4 separate regions of the Homo sapiens genome follow, and all the other regions are linked to region 2. A link is an interaction called in ENCODE POLR2A ChIA-PET data of the cell type or tissue named here. Cell type or tissue: GM12878. All regions are shown on one strand. Region 1 has its middle 21 kb from the start of CSTA. Region 2 overlaps CD86 (CD86 molecule). Region 3 has its middle 8.1 kb from the start of ILDR1. Region 4 overlaps CASR (calcium sensing receptor).

Region 1 (5,000 bases), 260 kb after region 2:
ATTTATTACAGTTATGGAGGCTGAGAAGTCCAAAGCTGAGGGCCAGGCACAGTGGCACATGCCTGTAATCCCAGCACTTTGGGAGGCCGAGGTGGGTGGATCACCTGAGGTCAGGAGTTTGAGACCAGTTTGACTAACATGGTGAAATTCCATCTCTACTAAATACAAAAAATTAGCCAGGAGTGGTGGTGCATGCCTGTAATCCCAGCTATTTGGGAGGCTGAGGCAGGAGAATCACTTGAACCCAGGAGGCAGAGGTTGCAGTGAGCTAAGATCGTGCCATTGCACTCCAGCCTGGGCAACAAGTGTGAAACCCTGTCTCAAAAAAAAAGAAGTGCAAAGTTGAGGGACCACATCTGGTGAGAGCCTTCTTGCAGGTGGCGACTCTCTGCAGAGTCCTGTCCTGAGGCAGCACAAGCATCATCACATGGCGAGGGGGCTGAGCATGATAGATCAGGTCTCTCTTCCTCTTCTTACAAAGCCACCCGCCCCACTCCCATGATAACCCATTAATCCATTAATCCATGAATGGATTAAGCCATTCATGAGGGCAGAGCCCTTATTATTCCATCATCTTTTAAGGGCCCCACCTCTCAATAGTACCACATTGGGGATTAAGTTTCAACATCAGTTTTGAAGGAGTCAAATATTCAAACCACAGCATATATTCTGAATACAGGCCCCTTATCTGATATATGATTTGCAAATACTTTCTTCTCATTTTGTGGTTATCTTTTCAATCTCTTGATGGCATTCTCTGAAGCACAAAAGTTTTTAATTTTAATGAAGTCCAAATTATCTATTTATCTTTTTGCTCCTCATGCTCTTGGTATCATAACTAAGGATCCTTTGCCAAATCCAAACTCATAGTGATTTACTCCCCTGTTTTCTTCTAAGTGATATGTAGCTTTAGCTCTTACATTTAGGTCGTTTGTCCCTTTTGAGTTAATTTTTGTATATGGTGTGAGGTAAGTGTCCAACTTCATTCTTTTGCATGTGGCTATCTAGTTATCTTAGCACCATTGGTTGAAAAGATTTCTTTACCCCATCGAATTATCTTGGCACCCTTGTTGAAAATCAGTTGATCACAGGCACGAGTTAATTTCTCAACTCTCAATTTTATTCCATTAATCTATATATCTATCCTTTTGTCAGTACTACACTTTTTTGATTACTGTTGCCTTGTAATAAGTTTTACAATTGTGAAGTGTGAGTCCTTCCAACTTTGCTCTTCCTTTTCAAGAGTTTTTTGGCTCTTCTGAATTCTTTGAACTTCCACATGAATTTTAGAATCAGCTTATAAATTTCTACAAAGAAGTCAGCTAGGATTTTCATAGAGATTATGCTGAATCTGTAGATAAGTTTGGGTAATACTGCCATCTTAACAATATTAAGCCTCTGATCCATGAACATAAGATGTTTTCCCAATTATTTCTATCTGTATTTCTTTCAACAATTGTTTTTAGTTTTCAGAGTATATATTTTGTACTTTTTTTGTTAAATTCATTCCCAAATATTTTGTTCTTATTGATGCTATTATAAATGAGATTTTTTGGCTTATGTATTGCAAGTTTATAGAAATACAATTGATTTTTGTACATTGATTTTATATTTTTTAACCTTGATGACCTTGTGTATTGGTGGATTCTTTAGAATTTTCTATATACAAGACCATATCATTGCAAATAGAGGCAGTTTTATTTCCCCCTTTCTAACCTGGATACTTTTTTTTTCTTGCATAATTGCACTGGTGAGAAACTTCAATATAAAACTGAATAGAAGTGATGAGAGCAGGCATCCTTGTCTTGTTCCTGATCTTAGGAGGAAAACATATAATTTTTTTATCCTTTAGTAAAAAGTTAGCTGTGGAGTTTTCATAGATGCCTTGTATTAAGTTAAGAAAGTTTACTTCAAGGCTAAGCGTGGTGGCTCACACCTGTAACCTTAGCACTTTGGGAGGCCGAGGTGGGTAGATCACTTGAGCTCAGGAGTTAGAGACCAGCCTGGGTAACATGGTGAAATCCTGTATCTACGAAAAATACAAAAATTATCTGGGCATGGTAATACACGCCCGTAGTCCCAGCTACTTGGGGAGCTGAGGCCAGAGAATCACTTGAACCCAGAGGTTGAGGCTGCAGTGAGCCAAGATTATGCCACTGCACTCCAGTGACAAAGTGAGACCCTGTTTCAAAAAAAGAAAGTTTCCTTCTAGCTCATTTTTATTATGAAAGGACATTGGATTTTATTACATGCTCTTTCTGCATCTGTTGAAACAGTGATGTGGTTTTGTTTTTTACTCTATCGATATAGTATATTATATTGATTTTTTATATGAAACCAACTTTGCATTTCTGGAATAAACCCCGTATGGTCATGGTATATAATTATTTTTAGACGTGCTACATTCAGTTTGCTAGAATTTTGTTGAGGATTTTTGCATTTATATTCATAAGAGATATTGGTCTACAGTTTTCTTGTTGTTGTTGTTGTTGAGACAGCGTTTTGCTCTGTCACCCAGGCTGGAGTGCAGTGGCACAATCTTGGCTCACTGCAACCTCTGTCTCTCAGGTTCAAGCGATTCTCCTGCCTTAAGCTCCTGAGTAGTCGGGAGTTGGGACTACAGTCATGCACCACCACGCCCGGCTAATTTTTGTATTTTAGTAGAGACAGGGTTTCACCATCTTGGCCAACCTGGTCTCGAATTCCTGACCTCAGGTGATCCACCCTCCTTTGCCTCCCAAAGCATTGGGATTACAGGCATGAGCCACCATGTCCACCCTGTCTATAGTTTTCTTGTGACACCTTTGTCTGGTTTTGGTAGAATTGGTGAATTGGTATTAATTCTTCTTTAAACCTTTTTTTTTTTTTTTTTTTTTTTGAGAAATGGTCTCACTCTGTTGCCCAGGCTGGAGCGCACTGGCCAATCTTGGCTCACTGCAACCTCCATCTCCTGGGTTCAAGTGATTTTCCTGCCTCAACCTCTTAAGTAGCTGGGATTACAGGTGCTCACTACCACTCTGGGCTAATTTTTATATTTTTTCAGTACAGACAGGGTTTCACCATGTTGGTCAGTCTGGTCTCAAACTCCTGACCTCAAGTGATCCACCCACCTTGGCCTCCCAAAATGCTAGTATTACCGGTGTGAGCCACTGTGCCCAGCCTTCTTTAAACCTTTAGTAGAATTCAGCAGTGAAGCCATCTGGGCCTGGGCTTTTCTCTGTGGGAACTTTTTTTATTACTAATTCAATATCCAAACTTATTATAGGTCTATTTAGGTTCACTGTTTCTTCTTGAGTCAGTTTTGGTAGTATGTGTTATTCTAGGAATTGTTCATTTTATCTATGTTATCTATTATTGGCATACAATTGTTCATAGTATTCCTTCATAATCCTTTCATTTCTGTAACATCAATATTAATGTCTCACCTTTCATTTCTGATTCTAGTAATTTGAGTATTCTCTTTTTGCTCTTAGTCTACCTGTAGGTTTGTCAACTTTGTTCATCTTTTCGAAAAAACAACTTTTATTTCAATAATATTCTGTAGTGTTTTTCTATTCTCTATTTTATTAATTTCTACTCTAATCTTTATTATTTCTTTCCCTCTGCTTGCTTTGGGTTGACTTTGATCTTCTATTTTCTGTGTCTTAAGGTAAAAGGTTAGGTTATTGATTTGATATTATCTTTTTTGGCATAAGTGTTGACAGCTATAAATTTCCCTCTAAGCATTGCTTTAGCTGCATTCCATAAGTTTTGGTATGTTGTTTATTTTCATTCATGTCAAAGTACTTTCTAATTTTCCTTTTGATTTTTTCTTGATTTCTTCTGTGACCCATTGATTATTTAGGAGTATGCTGTTTAATTTCTACGTATTTGTAAAGTCTTCCATCCTTGCTCCTGTCGCCTACCCTTGTGACTCCCACCTCCACCGTCCTCACCCCCTCATCTGCCCCCCAATGCTCAGTCTCTTATATCCTGTCCTGGACCACTGCCACTATCCCCCTATGTAAATACCTGCCCTCTCCATGCCAGCTATGCTCCACCATGGTGGGTGGGCACCTACCCATGGAGAAGCCAACTCCAACATCTAGTTTCAGACCATCCAAAACCAATATCTGCTCTCCTTGGCCCTACTTAATGGATTTGGGGCTAAATTGTTAGGGAAGGAGAGAGGAAGAGGAAGTGGAGGGGAGAGTAAAGGAAAAGGAGAGAATGAGAGAGGCAAAGTGAAGAGAAAACTTGTCTTAAACATGCTCGAGCCGGGGCCAGGTGCAGTCGCTCACGCCTGTAATCTCAGCACTTTGGGAGGCCAAGGTGGGAGGATCATGAGGTCAAGAATAGAGACCATCATGGCCAACATGGTGAAACCCTGTCTCTACTAAAAATACAAAAATTAGCTGGACGTCGTAGCGTGCGCCTGTAGTCCCGCTACTCGAGAGGCTGAGGCAGGAGAACCGCTTGAACCCAGGAGGCAGAGGTTGCAGTAAGCCAAGATTGCACCACTGCACTCCAGCCTGGCTACAGAGTGAGACTCTATCCCAAAAAAAAAAGAAAAAAAAAATTGCTCGAACCTGGTGTGGTGGTATGCACCTGTAGCTACTTGTGAGGCTGAGGCAGGAGGATTGCTTGAGCACAGGATTTTGAGGTTGCAATGAGCTATGATTGCACCACTGCACTCCAGCCTGAGTGAGAGAGCAAGATCCTGTCTCTAAAAAAAAAAAAAAAAAAAAGATGTTGTAAAGCAAGCTTGTCCAACCCGCAACCCACAGGCACCCAGGACGGCTTTGAATGCAGCCCAACACAAATTCGTAAACTTTCTTAAAACATTATGAGTTTTGTGTTTTTTTTTAGCTCATCAGCCATCATTAGAGTTAGTGTCTTTTATGTGGGGCCCAAGACAATTCTTCTACCAATGTGGCCAGGGAAGCCAAAAGATTGGACACCCCTGCTCTAAAGTCTCCCTCTGGGCTCTGCACTCTGCTCATCACCCCATTAATGCCACT
Region 2 (5,000 bases):
AGATAAAACTAGAGCAAAAGCAAGCACAGAGAGTGGCAGAGAGGTCCCTGGGCATTTTTCCACAGTCCATTCTAGTGCTGGCAATCCACCTTTCATGGCCAGGCAGGTAAGAGTATTTGTGGGGTGGGAGAAAGGACAGGGCCATAGGCTGGGCACACAGCCCTTTACTGGCCCTTATCTCTCCTCTCTTCTCCTATACAGTGCTGTTTCCGAACTGTACATTGGCTTACACTCGGGCTGAGGTTTGGGAAATAGGCGCCATTTTGAATATGTGTGGAGGAAGAAAAGTGTGTCTTCAGCACTTTCCACCTCCCCATCACGGCCCTGAGACCTCAACACCGGGAAGCATCTCGTTCCCTATCGGTCCTCCTTTATTCATGGACGGATATGATTCCTTTCTAAGTTCCATGTCCTTTTTAGATAAATTAACTTGAACCTAATGCCTAATGGCTTAAAAACAAACAAAAAAAACCCTCTTCCTTCCAGCTAGCATTTGCATTTTAACAGGGGCTTTCAAAAAATGCCTTAGCCCAAGGAATGAGTAATGTGGGAATTCCAAGCAGCAGGGTAGGACTGGTGCACAGTATGGGGAGAGAAGGCCCCTCAAGTTGTGGCCCTGAAATGTTGGCTTCCTCTCTTTGACCATGATGCTGTTTCTGAGAAAACAAGAATCAGGCTACCTTAGGGGACCAGGATGGGCATGGCTCCCTTTTAGTGAGTTCTATGAGCCTCATACCTGACAGTCAGAGCCCTCGAGTGGATGAGCACAGACTAGAAGAAGCACTGTGAAACTTTGCATGATCCTTACCTTTTTGGCAAAAAGGAAAAAAAATCGTTCTCAAATTCATCAATAGTTTGAAATAGGGTGTGCCTTGATTCAGAAAGTTTCGATTCTAGATACAACTCGGAGAACTAGGCGTGTCTTGTACACAGATTTGCTCTTGGGGGACCGGAAAAGCTAAATGCTATCGCCATGCTATGCTCCTTCTTCTAGGCCAGTGAGGGGAACGCATTCTTCATTTTAATATTTCAGTTGCCTACAATATTGGAAGGTGGATAAAAGCACCCTCTGCTCCTTCTAAATCTGCGAAGACATTTCTTCTCTGCACCTACTCATCCTTGATGCAGCTCTCCTCATGTCTGTATGGAAACACTGTGCTCTCAAATGAGTTTCAGAAAGAACAACTCACGAAAGAAAACAAGCATTCGGTCAGAAAAATCTCCACAAATGGGGAATAAGGGGGATTTGCTCCAAGGAGAGACTGGAAACCAAGTCAGACATAAAATCCAGCCTAAGCTAGAAGGAGACATGGCTGGTGGGAGCTTGAGGAAAACAGAGCTCAGGATGGAGGACGTCTCCACCTCCAGTCATGTCCTCTGTCCACCAGACACCAAGAAGTGTTCATGTTCCATCGAGGCAGCCCTCACACCCATCCCTTCCTCATCATGCCGACTGCCTCTTTACTGCTTCAGGCTCACCATCTCAAGTCGACGAGCCTGTAATACTGGCTTTCTTGATCACCCTGATACCAGCCGTCACCTCTTGACAGGCTTATTTTCTTTAAGCTGTCATTACACCATTTTTCTGCTCCCAAACTATTAATTCCAAACTTCCAATTTTCTGTTAAATTAAATATGAATTCCTTATTTGACTTTCCATGCCCTATTAGGCTATCTTGCTCCTTGCTTTACTTATAGAAACTAATCTCCCATTATTTATCCAAAGACAACCTCTGCTGCAGGCCAGTCAGCTTTTCTTACTGTCCTGTAAAAATTCCATGGTCACTCCTCCATTTCCATGTGTCCTTAAAAACTGTTATTTGATTGTGTCTCAGAAAGTCGTCAAAGAATATATACCAATGAAAAGCATCAAAAAGGTTATACTTGATGTTATGTGTGTATCAAAAATATGGCTGAAATATTTATCCAGTGAAACTCAATCAACACTAAAAAGTGGTTCTTTCGGAAGCATCAGTTCTTTGAGACCCATTAAACAGATGCCTCGGATGCAGGGTTATATATTATCAGGAATCTGTCTAGGGAAGAATTATTGGAAGCTTGCAAAGCCTTTCAAGGACAGAGGACGATAGCTACCACGTTGAGTTCTAGGAAATTAACCATTGTTATTGTTAAAGGAAGACAGCGTTTCTCAGAGGAAGACTGTTAAACAGTGCAGTGGCCCAGGCTAACAGCCCTCATAAGTGGGAGTATCAGAATGAGTGGACTTAATTACTTAAAACCAATACAGGGTGGAACTTCATCTGCTATAACAGAAATCAACTCGTGCAAGTTCTAACATGCAGGGTACAGTTCTGAGACCAAGTCTGACTCACCTGTCAAAGCTCAGCTCAACTATTACCACCTTTACACCACCCTTCCAAGCTGTAGGAGTGCTTGCTGTTCTCCATGTCTTCTGAAGCCCTGGATCACTTGTAGCCAGCTCAGCAGACTCTACCCAGACAGGGATCCTTTAAATGTACCATATTGTCTACTGTGTTAAAAATGAGAGGAACTGACTCAGGGTGAGAGCGATGGAGTGTCCAGATGTTCTCCTTTATTTCTCCTTATTCCTGGAAATGTAATGAGAATCTTAGAGGTGAACTGAAAAGTTATGAGTTCAACCACTTACTCAATTCGAGATTCGCTCCTAAAATGTCTCTTCTGTGTTATCACCCCCACTTTGGTTTGAATAGTACTTGTGACAGGGAGCTTATCACCTCACAAGAAAATCCAGTCATTGCTTGTAGCTCTCTATTAAAAGTTTTCCATCATCTGGAACTGAAATCTGGCTCCCTGTAACTTTTAGTTATTGGAACTACTTGCCCTTCAGCAACAGTGTATGTATCCTCCCATGGAAGGGCCCTTACATATTTGCAGACACCCAGCATATACTTGCAATCTTTTCTTCTTCAGGTTCATTACCCTAGTCCTTTTAGTTGTTCTTCATTTGACATAATTTCATTATTCACTAGTGAACCTTGCTGCCCTTCCCCTTGATAAACCGAATTTGTCAGTGTCATTCAAGTATAACTGACCTCACAGAACGTGATACCACAAGCGATGTGGTCTGATTAGCACAGAGTTCAGTGAATGAATCCTACACTAGGATTGGATGAAATTTACTTAGCCATACCACACTAACACTTATGTGATTTTTATGTTTACTATGGATAGACTATTTCTCCTGTGTCCACTTCTTCCTCTTACACAGTTGTTATTTCAAAACTGAAGTACAGATTCTTACACTTACCCTCAGGAGATTCATCATGTTAGTATTAGTCTCTCTTTTCAGGCTTTATGAATGTTAATTCAGCTAACTCATTTTTGAGCTATCTGTCTCATTTTGTGCCATCTGCACAGCATAAGTTTGATTTCTGTTGCTTTTATTAGTAGTTTTACTAAATACATAAAAGTGAAATAGTGAAACACAGAGTCTTGTAGCATCCACTGTGGGATCAGTCTTTTAGACAAGAATGATGCAGTTGCTGAGTCAAATGAATAAATGAATAAATCAAACAATACTTTGTCCTCATTTCCCATATTGATCTATCACCATATCCTGTTAATTATAATTCTAAATATTTCTTGATCTATCCACTTTTCCCTTACTTCACCTGCTACTATCCCAGACCAAACAGCCATCTTCTTTCACTCAAACAATTGCAGTAGCCAACTGATTGGTCTTCCTGCATCTGTCCTGGCTTCCCTATCATCCATTTGCTACACAGAAACCATGGTCATCTTTTCAAAATGCAAATCTGATGATATCAGTCTCAGCTCTAATTTCTTTGGTGGTTCACATATAAAGACTGAAATCTTTAACTGACCAATAACACACGTGTGATCTGGCCCCTGCTCACCTCTTCAGCCTTGTCTTTCACCTGTCTCTTCATTTTGGCCACAGGGACCTCCTCGTACCTTCTCTCACGTGCCCTCCTGCCTCAGCGCCTTTGCATATGCTGTTCCCTTTGCCGAGAACTCTTCCTGTCAACTCCCAAGCCCTTCACCTACTTAGCACCTACCTATTCAATCTGTTCTGTTTGCCTCTTGGTATGTTACAAACTGTCTCCAAACTTAGCAGCTTAGAACAATGAATCCTTTACCCTCTCTCACAATGTTTGGGGTCAGGAATTTGAGCGGGCCTTGGCTGATTTTTCTGTTCCTCATGCCATCAATTGATATCACCTGATGTTATTAAGCTGATGGATGGGCTGATCTGGAGATGCACTGTCCAGTTTGGTAGCCACTGGTTACCTGAAATGCAGCCAGTCCTAATTGAGATGTGCTATAACTATAAAACACCCACATGATTATTGAAGATTTGGTGCCACCAAAAAATTTAAAATATTCGTTAATAATTTGTATTCTGATTACATGTTGAGATTATAATATTTCACATACATCAGATAACATAAAATGTCATTAAAATTAATGTCACCTATTTCTTTTTAATTTCTTTAATGTGACTACTACAAGTTTTCAAATTATATCTGTGGCTTGTAATTGTGGCTTGTATTGTATTCTTTTTTTCTGAGATGGAGTCTTACTCTGTTGCCCAGGCTGGAGTGCAGTGGCGAGATCTCTGCTCATCGCAAGCTCTGCCTCCCAGGTTCAAGTGATTCTCCTGCCTCAGCCTCCTGAGTAGCTGAAATTACAGGTGCCCGCCACTATGCCCAGCTAATTTTTGTATTTTTAGTAGAGACGGGGTTTCCCCATAATGGCCAGGCTGGTCTCAAACTCCTGACCTCAGGTAATCTGCCCACCTCGGCCTCCCAAAGTGCTGGGATTACAAGCATGAGCCACCACACCTGGCCTGTTTTATATTCTTACTGGACAGTGCTGATCTAGAGCAGGAGTCAAGCAGTTTTTTCTATGAAAGGCCACATAGAAAATGTTTTCAGCTTTGCAGGCCATGCAGTCTCCATCATAGCTGTTCAACTCTTCCATTGCACTGCAAAAGCAGCCATAGATAATAATTTACAATAGACATAGCAGTGTTC
Region 3 (5,000 bases), 52 kb before region 2:
ATTGAACCTGACAAGGGGGTTGTGAGTACCTCCAATTTATAGCCAGACGGTCAGAGACATAGGTGATAACCTTGACTCGCAATTAGCATCTGAAATTGGAAGGGACAGTCTCATGGGGCTGAACCCTTAATCTTTGGGATCTGATGCTATCTCCAGGTAATTGTATTAGAATTGAGTAAAATTGTAGGATGTTCACTTGATGTCCACCAAGAAGTGGAAAACTGGCCGGGCGCGGTGGCTCACGCCTGTAATCCCATCACTTTGGGAGGCCAAGGCGGGCAGATCACTAGGTCAGGAGATCGAGAGCATCCTGGCTAACATGGTGAAACCCTGTCTCTACTAAAAATACGGAAAAAAAAAAAAATTAGCTGGGCGTGGTGGCGGGCGCCTGTAGTCCCAGCTACTCAGGAGGCTGAGGCAGGAGAATGGCGTGAACCCGGGAGGTGGAGCTTGCAGTGAGCCGCGATCGCACCACTGCACTCCAGCCTGGGCAACAGAGCGAGACTCCATCTCAAAAAAAAAAAAAAAAAAAAAGGAGGAAAACTGCTTGGTATGGAAAAAATACCCTCATATCTTGTGTCAGAAGTGAAGTATTGTGTGAAAGGAAAAACAGTTTGTTATTCTCATTCAACTATATTAAATTAAAAAGTTCTATAACCAAAAGACTACATAAAATTTTTTTAAAAGTCACAAACTAGGAAAAGATATTTGCTGTGCATGAAAAAGGCAAAAAAGTTATAATTGGAAATATATAAAGAACTCCTTAAAAATCAGTAGAAGACAACCCTCTGCTAAGGCAGATAAACATGTAATTCACATAAGAAGCAATCTGATTCACTATTAAACATTAGAAGACACTCAACTTGTACCGGTAATCAGGACAATGGAAACCAAAACAACAAATGGTATTTCATATCCATCAAATTGGTTAAAATGTGAAAGTCTGAGCTAGCTAAGTATTGGCAAACATGTGAGAAGTGTAAATTGAGTCAACCACTTTGTTGAACAATTTGACAATATCTTGTAGAATTAAAGGTGTATATATCCTAGGACCCTGTAATTTCCCTTCAAGGTCTTTACTCTATAGAAACTCATTCTTGGACACAGGTACCTGTGCAAGGATGTTCATTGCAAAGCGATTTGTGCAAAACTTGGGAACAACTTTACAATGGAGGAATAATAGACAAACAGAGTGGTGTTTATTCACGAGTGAGATAATATGCAGCTGTTAAAGTGGATTAACTAGATTTACAACATGGGTGAATATTAAAAATATAATGTTGTGTGAATAAAGAAGCTGTAAAAGACTAAAGCATTATGCTAATTAAGACACAAAACAATATCGTATAGTATTATGGAAGATACATATGTATGTAGAACAAAGTATAAAAATATACAGGGGGGCCGGGTGTGGTGGCTCATGCCTGTAATCCCAGCACTTTGGGAGGCAGAGGTGGGTGGATCACTTGAGGTCAGGAGTTCATGAACGGCCTGGCCAACATGGTGAAACCCCGTTTCTACTAAAAATACAAAAATTAGCCAGGCGTGGTGGTGCACACCTGTAATCCCAACTACTCAGGAGGCTGAGGCAGGAAAATCGCTTTAACCAAGGTAGCGGAGTTTGCAGTGAGCCGAGATCCAGCCACTGCACTCCAGCCTGGGCAACAGGTGACACTCCGTCTAAAAAAAATATATATATATATATATATATTTAGGGGAATGGGACTCACCAGTCTTAAATGTTGTTACTCCTGAGGAGGGAGAGAGGAGAGAGATGGATTAGCGGGTGCTTTAGCTGAATCCTTAACATTTTATTTTTTTACAAACATATGAAACACACTAGACATGCAAAATCATTTAAATTTAGGTGATATAAGATAGATGGTGCCTATTATTTTATGTAGTTTTATGTATCTTTGGCATATTTTATCATTATAAATATTTTAAAGACAAAAACTAGTGACCTTTTACTATAGAATTAAACCAAGTATGTTTGTGCCTTGACATTTCCCCTGACATACTGGGTAACCTTACATAAATCACTTTTGTTCAAGTGTGTTTTTAATCTACAAAATGGAAACTGGATGTAATAATCTCTTTGGTTCTTTTCACTTCTGGCATTCTACACTTCAAAGGGGAGGGGAGAAGAATCCAGGTTAGGAAGATGTCAGGCTCCCTTAGCTGGAAAAAGGAATGGAGAACTAAAGTATCTTTAAGGGTGACCTCTCTCAGAGAAAAGTCTTGCTAGGATCCACCCATTCTAAGTAGAAGTGTAGACTCCATGGTCTGCCAAAAGCCACTTATAAAACCAAGGAACTTTAATTGCACTTGCCATGCACAGCCTAAGAATCTAATTCTTTCAACATTTTATTATAAGGGGAGAAACCAAGGACAAATGGGGGCTGCATTCCTAGGACTAGAGCCGCAGAGAAGAGGTTCAAGTCCTCAAGTCATAGCAACAAAGGTAGAGTGTCTGAAGTTTGCCACCACCTCCTTTGACAACATGAAGCAGGGGGAGGGGAGGGAGAGAGAGAAAATTATTAATCAGTATGGAAACAGACACAATACCACTCAGCCACATGCTTCTCCCCTTCCCTGTCATTGCCACTTGCCACTGTCCCCACATTCCCCCATCTCTTTGCCACCTCTTCTTGACCAAAATGCAAGAGGCTGTGATTGGTGGATGTGAATTCCTTCTGCTGAATCATGCCACCACTCTGCAGCCAACTATGGATGGTTTTAATGGTTTCCCTTTCATTATCTCTGTGAGCTCAGTCCCAGAACAAAGAGGCAAGGGTTTTTCTCTCTCTCTCTCTCTCTCTCTCTCTCTAAGTGTTTCTTACTCTTCTGGCAAGGCTCAGTTTGATGTTCAGAGTCAGAACTACTCTGAAATTATGAGGTCAGTCCACATACATCTCGGTTAAGCTCAATGAGGATCAAAATATCCTATTCTTTCCAGCTCACTCCAGAAAGTCTGTTTCAATTAGTATTTGGGGAGGCCCAGGAAGCAGTAGCTTATTAAAGTTCCCAGGTGGTTCTAATCTGCAGCCAGAGCTGAGAAGCTAGTTAAAGCATGAGTTGAATGAGAGAATGTCTTGCATCTTGGTGACAAAATAGGGCATTCCCCAGGGCAGCCCCTAAATGGAACACTTTCTAACATGTTTTCTATCTCAGCTTCTCTTTGCTAACTTTCTCTTTTTCGTCGCCTAGAGTGACAGACTAGGAGAGTATCTACTCCAAAGCTCATGGCCCTGAGATGTGTAACATTTCCCCTTTCTTCCTTCTCCACCAGAACAGCATAACATGTGATATTACATTCAGATGGGAATGAATCTCCGGACATTGCCACAAGTAGCTGCATAACTCTAAATAAGTAACAGTCTCTCTAAATATTAGTTTCTTTATTTGTAGCACCAGGGAGTTAACTAGATCAGTAGTTTTCACACTGTGTTCTGAGAATTTCTGACATCCTGTGGAGTACCTAAGGGGTTGTCTCTGCCAGGGAGGTCAGTTTGAAAAATCACTGGACCAAATGATCCAGAAGTTCTTTTCAGAACCAACATTCTACAACTCAGACTTTGTGGGAATAGACTGATGCTTACCACCAAAGTCTACCACAACTATATGCTTTGAGGCCTGCCACAGATTACATTTATCAACTGCTAGAGACTGAATATTTCTGTGCCCCCAAATTCATATGTTGAAACCTAGTCCCCAAGGTGATGGTATTTGGAGATGGGATCTTTGGGAAGTGATTAGGTCATGAGGTTGGAGCCCTCATGAATGGGATTAGTGCCCTTATAAGAGAGACCCCCAAAAAACTCTCTGACCATTTCTGCCATGTAAGAACTCAGAGAGAAGATAGCCATCTATGAACCAGGAAGTCTGTCCTCACCAGACATTGAATCTGCCAGAATCTTGATCTTGGACTTCACAGCCTTCAGAACTATGAGAAACAAATTTCTGTTGTTTATAAACCATCCAGTCTATAGTAGTTTTTTATAGCAGCCCAAATGCAATAGGACACCAACCCTGGGTCTAAAGCAGACATTACACACTGGCTACTTTCATGCCAAATTGCACACATACTTGTTTTCTTTCTTGCTGGATGAGTACTGTTTATTTCCTTGATATCTTAACAATTTTTTAAAATTGAAGTATAAGGCAATTCTGAAATATGTACAAATCAGTAATGCATGGCTGAATGAGCCATCACAATGTAAATATACCTTTGCAACCACCACTCAGGACAAAATATAGAACAGAAGCTCCCTCTTGTAACTCTCTTGTAACCCTGCTTAATTATTCCCTCCTTGCTTCTCCCCAAAGGTAACCACCATTTTGACTTCTTATATTTTAGATTGGCTTTGCCTCCTTTTAACATTTATATAAAACAACAATGTAGTACACATTCTGGGGGTTTATCTCTTTTGCTTAATATGTTGGTGAGATTCTTCTGTGTTTTGCATGTATTTGTAGTTTGTTTTCATTTCTGAATAGTATTCCATTGTATTAGAATATACTGCAATGTGTTTATCCATTCTATTATTGACAGACATTTGATTTCTGCTAATTGGCTATTATGAATAATGATGCTATAAACATTCTTTGACATGTTACATTGTTTTGAGGGTCACCCATCCATCCATTTTTGCTTCTATAGTTCAGGGTAAAATTGTTTGGTCATAGGATATGTATGGTGATCTTAAGATATGTCCATAAATTCTTCAACCCTCCTCCCTTGAAAAGGAGGAGACTAAATCCATGACCCTCAAGTGTGGGCTGGACTTAGTGACTTGCTTCTAGTACATAGAATAGCAGAAGTGGTAGTGTATTACCTCCAGGCCTAGGTCATAAAAGGTACTATAGCTTCTTCCTTGTCCACTCTGGGAAAAGTCATTTGCCATGTCATGAGAATGCTCAAGCAGTACTATGGAAAGTCCACATGGTGAGAAAGGATGGCTCACTCCCATCTGAGGAACCAAGAATTTCTGCCAATA
Region 4 (5,000 bases), 180 kb after region 2:
ATTTTTCTAATGTCTAAATTATCAATATTGTTCCCTTGTGAGTAAGAAGTATTTTTTGAGTACCTATTACATTCCATATACTAAGTGGCATAAAGCTAGTATTATTGTGTTTAGCCACCACTTTTGCCATTACATTACTGACAGCCTATACCAAGCCACCCAGCAGGTCAGCTAAGCACAGCTTAGGACAAAAGCAAATCAAAGACACAGAAAACAAAAACTCTTTGTAAAAAGATTTGATATTGAGTGTTTCAAAAAGAAGCACTGAAGTGGTTATCATAGAAAAAATCAGAACTTAAGAGGAGTTCCCACACTTGTTTAGCCTTGTTTTGTATTTTTGAATTACACACAGGAGAGACATCATAATCTTTTTCATTTCAAGAGCTTATATCCTAAATAGCTGTTCGGGTCTTGCATATGTGCCTTATTTTTTTCAATCAGACCATGTTTCACACTCCTTTTGTATTTTCCTTAGTTCCAAACTGACCTATCAGAGAGATTGCATGACAGTGGAGAGGGCGGGAATTCCTGAATTTGAATGGAATGTGCCAGCCTCCAGCTCCCCCATTTCCTAGCTGTGTGATCTTAGGCAAACCATGGCTGTAAGTCACAGTGTCTCCATCTGTGACACAGACTTAATGTCTAGCTTACTTTCCACTCAATGTTCTTTTGACTTAGGTTCATGACATTAAATGACATGATATATGTAAAAGCAATTTGTAAACTTTCAAGCTCTAAACAGATGTGTGATTATTATAGTAGGATTTCAGTACAGCTCTAATTAATCCATGAATTAGGTAAAAATGATAACTAGAACACCTTTGTATACAGAACCCAACCACCACAAACCCTTTGGGAAGGATACCAAGAAGCAAAAAGCACACAACTTGTATCAGTCACTGTAGAGATTCTCATGAAAGACAAGGAGTGACTGTCTAAGTTGGTCAAATAGGCCAGAATCTTCAAGTTCTCAGCCCTTCTTATATGGGAACCTCTTACCCAACCATCACTGTTGGCTAAAGTTTCTAACTTCTGTGGGGTACTCAGAGCTTCTTTCTTCACACGGAACCCCTACCTTGCCAAGATAGAGGTGCTGTAATAAAGGTCAGGCACTCTAAAGTCTTCAGGAGTGATGATGCTAAGGTATGGGGTTTTAAGTAGGAGGAGTAAGGGAGCAATCTTCTAGGTGGTTGTTACTATTGTCTTTTCTTTCTTACCTCTCACGTCCAATGCAAGGAGGACCTCAGTTCTTGAAAAAACTGCAAGACAAGAGTAGGGTTGAAGGAAAAACAGGCTTCAAGGGGGAAACTTGGCAGTTCTACTCTTCAATGGCTCCTCTTCCAGATAAGGAAATAAAATACAGATGGTCAAGACCAGACCTTGGACCTGTGAGAAAAAAAAAAAAGCCATGACAGGCTACAGTCACAACTGGGACTTTTAGTTGTGTAATAGAAAGCCCTAACCAAATTGGCATAAACAAAAAAAGAGGAAATGTAGTGAGTGGGTCATGTCACTAAAAATCTCAGAAGTGTTCCAGGTACAGCTAGGTATTTTCATCTCATCTTTCTGTTCTTCATTCCCCAGGGTTAGCAATTTTCAGCTTCTGTAGCAGCTTGAAGCTAGGATCTCCTTACTTCCCAAGATATCCTGTAAAAGTTCCAGAAACCACATTTATTGACCATTCCTAAGTCATGGATCCATCCCTGATGCTAGCAGTCCTCCAGACTACATAGACTTAGAGTAAGGGGGGAGTGAATCTCCAGTGGGAAGTCAGGATGCCATTACCAAAAGGAGGAAGAAATAGAAGCAAAGCAGCCAACATTCAAAATGTCCACTACACAGACACTTCACCCAACCATGGCCCAGGTAAAGATATGTTCTCCTGACTCTTACATGGTCTGGAAAAATCTCCCCAGGAGACAGCACAGATAGGAAAATGGGATCAGAACTCTAGGGAGGAATGACATGGGAAATTGGCCAAAATGTCCTGAGTGCTTGGTGTGAGTCTCCTTTGAGCCTCAGGAACCCAGGCTGTTGGATGGGCGTTCCAGAATTTGAGGTCTTGGCCAGGAGATGAACTAGCAATTATTCATTCTCATTATTAAGACCTATATCTTCATCAGGAAATCAACTAGCAATTATTCATTCATTCTCAATATTAAGATCTATATGGAAACTTATCACCTATAATCTAATCCAAGTCTCCAGCTGGAACTCCATGTCTGCCTTCTCTCAGTTCTTCCCCTATAAGCCAACCTGCATGACACCTCCTCACAAATCACTCATTAGTTTTTGGCACAGCATCTTTGCATAGGCCATAGCCCACACCAGAAGGGCCATCAATTTTTATCTCTGCTGTCATTTTCCACCAGGAACATTTAAATTGTTTTCAAAATCCACTTTCCCCTGGAAGTCTTTTCAAATCGTATTCCCACAACACATTTTCTGATCATTCTCGCTTCCTCATTTTTGATGTTTATATACCCAGCTTAAGCTTCCACAGCTCTTTAATTGACTGAAATAGACACTTATTAGTTAAAATTCTGGTTATAAGGGTCAATCACAATTTTTTTCCTTTCTTTCTCCCCAAAAAAATATTTATCAGTCAACTCATATGCCTCAAAAGTAGCACTAGCAGGTGATTTATGAGCATACAACTCACAATTGCCTCCTGACCTCTTCTTGGAGACCCCCAAGCCCTCCTCACATCCCTTCCCAGCTCTCTCTTCACTACTCCTTTGCTGTACTCTAAGCTTCATAAGATCCAGAACCATGCCTGTATTGTTCAGTACTATGTTCAGAATGCCTGTCGCTGGAATATTCATTGAATGAATGAATGAGTGAATAGCAGTCTAGTTGATTTGACCTGTCAACACTACCTATAGGCCTTTGCAGGGAACCGTTTGAGCCAACAACCCATTCTTGAATCAATCACTGTGGCCAAGGTATTCTAGGCTCTGTTTGGACAAGCTTTGGTCACGTGCCCACTATCAAGTTTGAGTGGAACATCATGTAAGTATGAAATCACCTTCTTTCTTCTCTCAGGATGATCATGCACAAGGTGTGCTTCCTACTCTCCTGCACCTCACACCAACACTCACTAGTCAGAAAACAGGCGTGCAGCCATGGTGAAGATGGAAGTCAGATGGAGCTGATCTTTCTAGGAATTCCTGGTACTGCTGGAAGTTGGGGAATGGGGGATAAATTGTGAGGACAGCCAGAGAAGATGGAAGGGAGATAAGAAAACATGGCTGGCGTTAGAGAAGGGAATTGGGCCTGGATCTTCCCCATGCTCTTACCACAGGAACTGGGCAAGATAATGAACTTCATTATCTTGTTCATTATCTGTGTGACCTGGCCCTCATTATCTGTATAAGAGCTGGAAGTCCTAGACCAGAGTGGGGGGGTTTCTAGTCTCTAATGTTCAGTTTAATTCAATTGACGCTACTAAGAATGTGTGCCAAGAGGTGATTTCCATTTATGCTTATAATGAGCAACCGTTTGACTTTAAAATCTTTTAGGGGAAATACCCTAAAAGACCACAAGATGGGAATATTATGGCATAAAAGAGTATGTTAGCTTCTAAGTGCATGCATGTCCTGTATTTGCCCCTCTTTTAGATCTATGTGTCTTTCTTGGTGGTGTTTTCTTTGTGAGCCTGTAAGTCTCTTTGTGTCTGTATGTTATGTTCTATGTTCAGATCTTTTTGTTTGTTTGTGTTTTGTTTTTTTGAGGCAGAGTCTTGCTCTGTCACCCAGGCTGGAATGCAGCGGCCCGATCTTGGCTCACTGCAAACTCCGCCTCCCAGGTTCAAGCAGTACTCCTATGTTTGGATCTTTCTACTAGCTTTTTTTGTTTCTCTTCCCCTTCGTTTATTCTTTTTCCTCATATTACTCCCCAAATAAAATAAATAATTTGGAAGCATATAATATTGGATAATAATCTCAAGTAAAATTTTATATTTCATTTTAAAAGGAACTGTCAGTTCCTTTTTAAAAGCAAAAGAAGCCAGGGGCAGTGGCTCACACCTATAGTCTCAACACTTTGGGAGGCCACAGTGGGTGGATCATGAGGTCAGAAGTTCGAGACCAGCCTGGGTAACGTGGTGAAACCCTGTCTCTACTAAAAATACAAAAAATTAGCCGGGTGTGGTGGCAGGCACCTGTAGTCCCAGCTGCTCAGGAGGCTGAGGCAGGAGAATTGCTTGAACCTAGAAAGCATAAATTGCAGTGAGCCAAGATCGCACCACTGCACTCCAGCCTGGGCAACAGAGCGAGACTCCGTCTCAAAATAAATAAATAAATAATAAAAAGAGTGTTCTCTCTCGGGCAGATATCTAAATTATCTTCTAACTTATGTTGCTTTTTTTGTGGATCAATCATTATCAATTTAAAGATTCCCTGTCATTGCTCTTAGGAGTGAAATGGTTTTCATCTCCATCTTCCCTGTTATGTGAATTAAAGGCAAGATATTATGCAGAAAATAAAACGCCCAAATGCAAAACTTGCAAGTCAGCCTGCCAAAAGAAATATTAAAGATGTTTAAAGAGGTGACTTAGAGATATGACTTGGTAAGCATAATAATTTATTGATTATAAGTGGATAACGTACAAATTTTGAGTAGAAAATATTCCACACTCATGTGATTTTATTTATATACCTGCTGTGAGGACATAGTACAATACAATTCAGGTTAGGATTTGAAGTAAGGAAAAAAAAATATCATTTGAGACGAGTCTTGAAGGGTAGATAAAATTTGTGGATACGGAGAAGGATCTACTCCTTGGAGGAAAGGTCACAAAATGTCCTGCTAAGCAAAAGAATACTGACTAAAAAAAAATAGTACATAGTGTATGATTTCATTTATGCGATACTCTGTCTCTACTGACAGAAAGAAAGCAGATCAGTGGTGGCCTAAGGCTGCAAGTGGGTAGAGGTTGACTTTCAGGGACACCACAGAACCTTTTGGGAAGGTGGCAGTGGTAGTTACCAAGCATATAC

Evidence for each region. ChIA-PET counts read pairs that join two places held together with the same protein. Peaks named below come from ENCODE experiments on the same cell type or tissue, not always from the same donor. Only the 100,000 strongest peaks of a DNase experiment are listed, where the experiment ranks them.
Region 1: POLR2A ChIA-PET joins it to region 2 with 5 read pairs; 2 of 35 experiments call an interaction of 5 or more read pairs at or near these places.
Region 3: POLR2A ChIA-PET joins it to region 2 with 6 read pairs; 4 of 35 experiments call an interaction of 5 or more read pairs at or near these places.
Region 4: POLR2A ChIA-PET joins it to region 2 with 5 read pairs; 2 of 35 experiments call an interaction of 5 or more read pairs at or near these places.

Annotation. Positions count from the first base shown.
Region 1 is chr3:122,344,087-122,349,086 of GRCh38, forward strand. No RefSeq gene overlaps it. Among named protein-coding and RNA genes, the nearest start is that of CSTA, 21 kb to the left of the region's middle. In GM12878, no CTCF peak of the experiment used is centred here; no DNase peak of the experiment used is centred here.
Region 2 is chr3:122,079,473-122,084,472 of GRCh38, forward strand. All of the region lies in intron 1 of CD86 (CD86 molecule), which reads left to right. Among named protein-coding and RNA genes, the nearest start is that of CD86, 27 kb to the left of the region's middle. RefSeq lists enhancers at 2,092-2,181, 2,212-2,361, 2,382-2,431. In GM12878, no CTCF peak of the experiment used is centred here; a DNase peak (open chromatin) is centred at 2,275; H3K4me3 peaks cover 3,124 bases; H3K27ac peaks cover 3,668 bases.
Region 3 is chr3:122,027,823-122,032,822 of GRCh38, forward strand. It overlaps a transcript of ILDR1 not described here. Among named protein-coding and RNA genes, the nearest start is that of ILDR1, 8.1 kb to the left of the region's middle. RefSeq lists enhancers at 2,479-2,548, 2,789-2,908, 3,379-3,598. In GM12878, no CTCF peak of the experiment used is centred here; DNase peaks (open chromatin) are centred at 2,739 and 3,169; H3K4me3 peaks cover 1,408 bases; H3K27ac peaks cover 2,996 bases.
Region 4 is chr3:122,262,717-122,267,716 of GRCh38, forward strand. The region is part of intron 4 of CASR (calcium sensing receptor); the gene reads left to right. Among named protein-coding and RNA genes, the nearest start is that of CSTA, 60 kb to the right of the region's middle. RefSeq lists a silencer at 2,371-2,472. In GM12878, a CTCF peak has its summit at 3,540; no DNase peak of the experiment used is centred here; H3K27ac peaks cover 2,638 bases.